Regions from separate parts of the Homo sapiens genome. Here region 1 is linked to region 2. The links are chromatin contacts, found by Hi-C or POLR2A ChIA-PET in ENCODE. All regions are on one chromosome and are shown on one strand. Each heading gives the region's core, a stretch centred on a gene start or an enhancer-like site at or near the end of the contact. The rest is flanking DNA. Distances are from core to core; before and after follow the strand shown.

What was found. A loop is a pair of places that touch in the nucleus more often than their neighbours do. ChIA-PET counts read pairs that join two places held with the same protein, here RNA polymerase II (POLR2A). Pooled maps may share reads with other maps.
Region 1: a pooled map shows a loop between it and region 2 (2.8-fold over the local background). The contact joins two enhancer-like sites. A Hi-C loop is called at or near these places in 6 of 37 single-sample maps with no recorded cell type and 5 of 50 pooled maps. POLR2A ChIA-PET finds 5 or more read pairs at or near these places in 2 of 52 experiments (OCI-LY7 and Panc1).

What each region holds. Positions count from the first base shown.
Region 1 is chr5:125,199,271-125,202,213 of GRCh38, reverse strand. The region is part of intron 4 of LOC101927421 (a long non-coding RNA gene); the gene reads right to left. Among named protein-coding and RNA genes, the nearest start is that of LINC02240, 290 kb to the left of the region's middle. Within about 2 kb of position 1,398, at least 2 of the 41 ENCODE cell types and tissues checked have a DNase peak (open chromatin) inside an H3K27ac peak, as active enhancers do; they include OCI-LY7, where a contact is called at or near this core.
Region 2 is chr5:124,919,788-124,922,765 of GRCh38, reverse strand. No RefSeq gene overlaps it. Among named protein-coding and RNA genes, the nearest start is that of ZNF608, 170 kb to the right of the region's middle. RefSeq lists an enhancer at 1,261-1,350. Within about 2 kb of position 1,550, at least 3 of the 41 ENCODE cell types and tissues checked have a DNase peak (open chromatin) inside an H3K27ac peak, as active enhancers do; they include OCI-LY7, where a contact is called at or near this core.

The DNA of each region.
Region 1 (2,943 bases), core at 149-2,648, 280 kb before region 2:
AAGATGATTAAGAGTTAGGTCTTACAGAATAACATAGGGGGAGGAAGAAAGATCACAGATAATTACAGTACGGTGTCACAAGTACTGGAATAGACTGTCCAAAGAGAAGAGGCCATGAATAACTAACAGGAGGTGCTGATAAAGCTACACAGAAGAGGTAAGGTGAAACGTGAATTTGGTTTTATAAGGATGCAAAGGATGCAGTAGGAGACAAAGAAGGGGAATATACTTCCAAGTTACACCTTCTACGGGAAATGTGATTCTGAAATAATATTTAGGATTTCTGCAGCTTTGTTATAGTTATTAGTCAGACTTGGTAAATAAAGCATGGCCCAGCTGATTGTTTGGTTAAATCATTTCATGATCAGTGTGGGTCCTCACACAACTATTTTGGCGACAGTCATCAGAGCTGTTGCTAAAGAGATGCTGAAATGAATGGATTGGCCATGTTGCAGCTCAGTTCACCAGCAGATATAGATTCAGAGGCAAAGAAATATACTAGCTGACAGCAGAATCAGGCTTTGCCTTTATAGACCATCCCTCTAGTCTCATACCCATCCAAATGACAAATCCCCCATCTGCTCTCAACCTGCCTCCTGAGCCAGTCATATTGCATCAGAGGCCCTATAAGCCAGCAGCTTCCCAAATTGCCCTGGCATTACAGGGGGATGTCTTGCTCTGTGACACCCCATCTAACTTTGGGAGAAAATTCCCATATTTAGTAATGCCTTGCCCATCTTTTCCCAGCAGTTTTGTTTTTTTTTTTTTTAAAGAGTGAGATCTTTAGGAATCATGTTGAGCTTTGAAAAACAAAAGAATTCCTCAACTTGAAAAATAGAGATAAATTCAGATTTTTCAGACTCCTAAGATTCAATCTTCGGAAGCCACAGCCATACCCCCACTGTGGGGATGGCGGTCACTGTCACAATGGTGAGCCTCCTGTTCAGCTATTTTGTCCTGAAACAAAAAAAAAGAGCTCTGTGATAAATCACATCTGCAAGATGTGTTTCATATGTCAAGCACACATAGCTTCTAAATCAAATGCTGATACATGACTTATTCCGTCAAAAGTAAGCAGAATGCTGTAATTTATAATCATCTTGAAGCACACTGCGGAGAAAATGAAAGCAGACCATTAAATTTTAATGCCTGTTCAGCTCTCTGAAAAAGAGTGTTTCTGGCCACTCTGGAAGCAGGGTAGTGTTTCTCACACCATTGTGCACAACCCCAAAAACAGTCTGTGTTTGCCAACATTTGTGGAAACTAATTGAAAAAATGATTTAGCTGTTAAAAGCAGCCATCAGTCAGGAAGTTCTCACGAGCACAGAGGTGCCTGAAGAGGAGCCAGTCCCGTCCAACGCCCCAGTCCCCCTTAGCTTTTTAACAATCGTCTGTTGTTGTGCAAGCCAGCTCCCCGCAGCAGGGCTGCGAGCGAATATTCATTGGGGTGTCATCTCTGCTTAGACTCTCGTCCTGCACACCTATTCATCTGGGTTAAGTGAACAGCAGCATCAGCTCAAATTAAGCTGGCTTGAAAACAGCCACTGTTAATAATTTCTGCTGTGATTCAACTTAGCTTTGGCTAACAGGTGAAGATGTTTCAAAACGGAGGCAATTACAGCTCTGAGAGTGCTTTCCCGCTGCCTGTGTAATCAGAGGAATGGAACACTAGCTCCTCGCGTGCGTGGGGAAGGGCCAGCACAGCCACCATTGGGCTGCATTCGTTATCTGCTAGATTGAACAAGCTGCCTGCCGGGGACAGATGCTTAGCGCAGTGATTAGAATATAAAGCAGTTGCAAAGGCTGAGGGGATTGGAGTCAGCATCCTTTATCTCAACTTACTACAGGCTTTTCTGGTCAGATAACAAGTCTTCCAAACCGTTCTTTATAGACGAGAAATCATATGTATATCAATGCATGAAGACTCATGCATATTCATTAGCCTGTACCCTGTGTGAATTTTCCATTTAGATGGAGAACTGTAAAAAAAAAAAAAAAAAAAAAAAAAAAGAAGGGGAGGTCTTCAATTCTATGTAAGTTTAGTTCCTTTTATAGCCAAATTTTTATGACAAGGAATAAATGGAGGGAGTAAGTGTTAAATATGTACAATAAAAATGCTTGCCAAATTTACTTCATTATTTTCTGAGATTGAAAAGCCCAATAGTTTTACAAATTTCCAAACAGCTTTCATATTTAAGTTTAAAAAAGAGGAAGATAAGTGAAAACTTTGTATAACCCTAGATTTTCACTTACTCTGTAAGGAAAGAAAACTGAAATTATGTGTGGGTTTTGTTACTTTTTAAATTACAGAGATAGCATATTTCCATCTAGAGGGAAATCTATCATTCTAGCACAAAAGTAATTTTTCACGTCAACTGTGCATAACATCAAATTATAGCAAAAACATAGCTGTATACTTCCTAATTGTGGGAATTTTCATACGGTTTATTTCCAGCCAAACATTTTTCCTCTTCTACTAAAAGAAAATCAAGCAGGCTAAATTGAATTTTTATACATTACAATTTCCTGAAATGTAGTTGTTAATGCCTTCTGATGTGCCTGAAGGCATGAATCTTAAACTACCTTTCTCCCCCCAACCAAAGAACTAGGGAAATGAAAAAGACCCTTTCTGCTACTGGTATTAAATTTCCATCGTATACATTAATCTGCTTTCAGAGTATTCTCCTTCAGTGTATTTTCCATTAAGGGCCTATAATAAAGTCCTTGGTATCTTATGTTTAAAGAGCAATTGATTATAGAGCTGTGTATCCCCAAACTATGCATATTTTCTACAAACCACAGAAAAGCAGGGAGGGGTAGCTGGGATGAAGTAGAGGGGGAGGAGAAGATGGAGGAGGGGTTAGCCACATGCTCACTTTTATTTAACAAATCTGTTAAGAGCTTGGAAATAGTTCTCATTTTATAACACCAAGGTTATACTAA
Region 2 (2,978 bases), core at 301-2,800:
TGGAAGAATTTGCACCACAGTAATCCTAAATCCAGAGGCAATCTATTAAGAACTCAGCATTACCAATCCTGAGACTCAACTGATAAGCACATTCTTTTCCCCCCTTCCACATTAATCCTCTTAAAGACTGTGCTAAGTAATGAAAAGGTGCGATGAAAGAGGCCCCCCTTTTTTATTACAACCATATAAACTGCTTGTGTAAATGTTTCATTAACAAACTGCTGGACTCATATTTAATTTCCTTGGCCTTCCTCCCCGTTCCTCCCGGTACGGTGCTCCTGGGTATGGCATGACTAAATGTGTGATTTACACGTTTCAGAGAAACATTCCCACACTTGAATGCTGTAGCATGACAAAGGAAAGGGAGGGGCTGAGAGAGAGGTGTTGAACCTATTGTAGACATTTTAATTTACAATTCTCTTTTTATGGGCTTTAAAAAGATGAATGACTTGCACTCACTTATCAGTTTATGTTTCATTTCTCAGTTCTTTCTAATAAGTACTGGTCTGCATGTAAGTGCCTTTGGCTCACTCATTTGAGGCTGACCCTTTTGAAGACATAGATATTCTAACATACTAAGAAGAAAAGGAAGATGAATTCCAATGTATATCCAGTGTGCAAAGAACTCTTCTGTGAACAACATAAAGGCCAAAATACATGGCTTACCTTTACTTTGAATATGTCAAATGATGCGGGATGTTTTGTGGAAATATACATCCTGTGTTTTTCCCCGAGGTCATCTAGTTACAATCTGATGTTTTGTTGCTTTAGCTAATCTGGTAAATCCTAACAATGCTTTCATTATCTATTTTAATGGTGGCATCTTAGTATAAAATTAACTTTCCTTTCAGACAAGCAAGATATGCCTGTGGCACCTACTGAATTCGTCAATATCCAGTCACAGGATGTATGAATGTAACTTGAAGATACAGAATCAGTCACTTACAAGAGTAGTTTAAGTTAAATCATGATACAGGAAAAACAGGTTATCACATCCAGACGAGTGCCACTGGGCCAAATTCTTAGAAAATGCATTTACCTTGTATTTGAAGAGATTCCAAACTTTGAAAAATTAATACATCAGTAAACCAAATAGAAATGTAGCCTCTTTATAATACAAGCGTCTTTCCCTGGGTGTCATTCATGTAATTTCAGTTTACTGTGAGCACTCCGGCTGCAGCTGGGGTCACTTGGTCTGGGGAAGAACCGTATCTGGGTCAGTGTATGTAGTTTTGTCTCTAGCGGCGACTATGGTCTCGTTTCAAAGTGAATACATTCATCTGGATCAACAATGCCCTGGGGAATAAACGCTTAAATGTATTCAACCTTAGGAAGAGCTGAAAACATCAATACCTTCATAAAGCCACTTTGATTTGTATTGACTATGGTTGTGCTGCTAATTCATATACATCATTGTTTACTTCACAGAGCTTTTAACATGACTTTTGATTTATAGAAAAAAGTGATTCAATTTCTACCAAGAAGTGGTGAGCTCAGACCTCCCCCAGATTCTTACTTTCTCTCTGATGTGACAAAATTGAAAGAGGAACTATCTTGTCACAGCATAAATAAATTGCTGTCAAACAGCTTATGTGCACTTTTCTTTTAACTTTCATGGTCACAGGTAATAGCAAAGTAGAACGTCCAGATTAAGGGGAATCAATTATCTAAGCATGTTATTAATGTGTTCACAGCAAAAACCATTGATTAACACTGGAGCAAAGACTGTGAGCTAGATGCACTTTCTACTTAGAAGATCTGTGTTAGGCAAAGAAGAAAATTCAACGTACACAGCCATATTCTGCCATTTGTTTAGTGACAAGCCCTAAAAGGTTTTGTTTACAGAAACCACTTGGGCAGACTGCAAAGCTCCACAAATAATGGAACCTGCCTTTAGTAAGAGTTTTAGTTTTGTTTATTTGTTTGATGCTATGTCAAATGGAGAGGAAAAATTCTTTTCTAGCAGCTTATTTATTTCTAAGCCATGAAAATAAATGGCTTTAAAACAAGCTAAATGGACTGAAGTGACTAGAACTGGATTTTGTGGTTTATTGATTAGTTCCCAAACTTATATGAGAATTGAAATATCTTGGATTTTCATGTGTTGAAGTCTTATCCAGAAGTGCAGTAGAGCAAAGATGTTCATTTTGTCAAGAAAAATGTTCGTTGCTCAAGAAGTTGCAGGAAAATAATATTTAAGCAGACACAGAATTGAGAATATAAGAAGACAAAATGAGAATATGATAGCTGGTGTCACTTCTTGGCTATGCATAGACCTGAAAGCACAACATATCTATGGCCCAAGAAAAATTCACAGTTCTGATGCAGACAAACTTAGAAAGCCTCGAGACAGCCCAGACTCGTCAGCATCTCACAGTTAATTAAAGAAGTGAGTGAAGGCATCAAGGCTTGCTCCCTTCTGCCTGAATAATTCACTGCCTGTATCCATTATTAAAACCCGTTACTTCACCACAATGATTCCCAGCTCGAGATGGATTGGTCTCAAAACCGGGAGATAAATTGTAACAAGGCCTACAGCTATATTAATAAATTGAAATGAACATTTATTTGCTCATCTAATTAGAACTGTAGTTTTTCCAAATAGTGTAGTAATGCATTACCTTGACAGGCAGCACTACCTACCTTGTGTGAGATAAAATGAACAGGAGGGCTTTGCCCCAGATTTGGGGTTTCTCTGCATAAAAAGTTCTTTGGTCGCTGCTGTTCCTTTTAAACCATTCATTCTGCCACTATGCTCTGCTGATTCTATCTCTCCAGGATTGATGGGAGCTTAGCTTTTGAGGTACTTCATCAGAGGGCTGCAAAGAAATGTGCATATAGAACATGCATTCTTCTTTTGTCCTGTCTCTTTTTAAAGTGTTGCAGAGGAAAAAAAAAAAAAAAGAATTTAAAGATTTTCTTCACCCCCTCCCCATCTCCATTTCCCTTCATCAGGATTACAAAGCCTTATAGCTCAG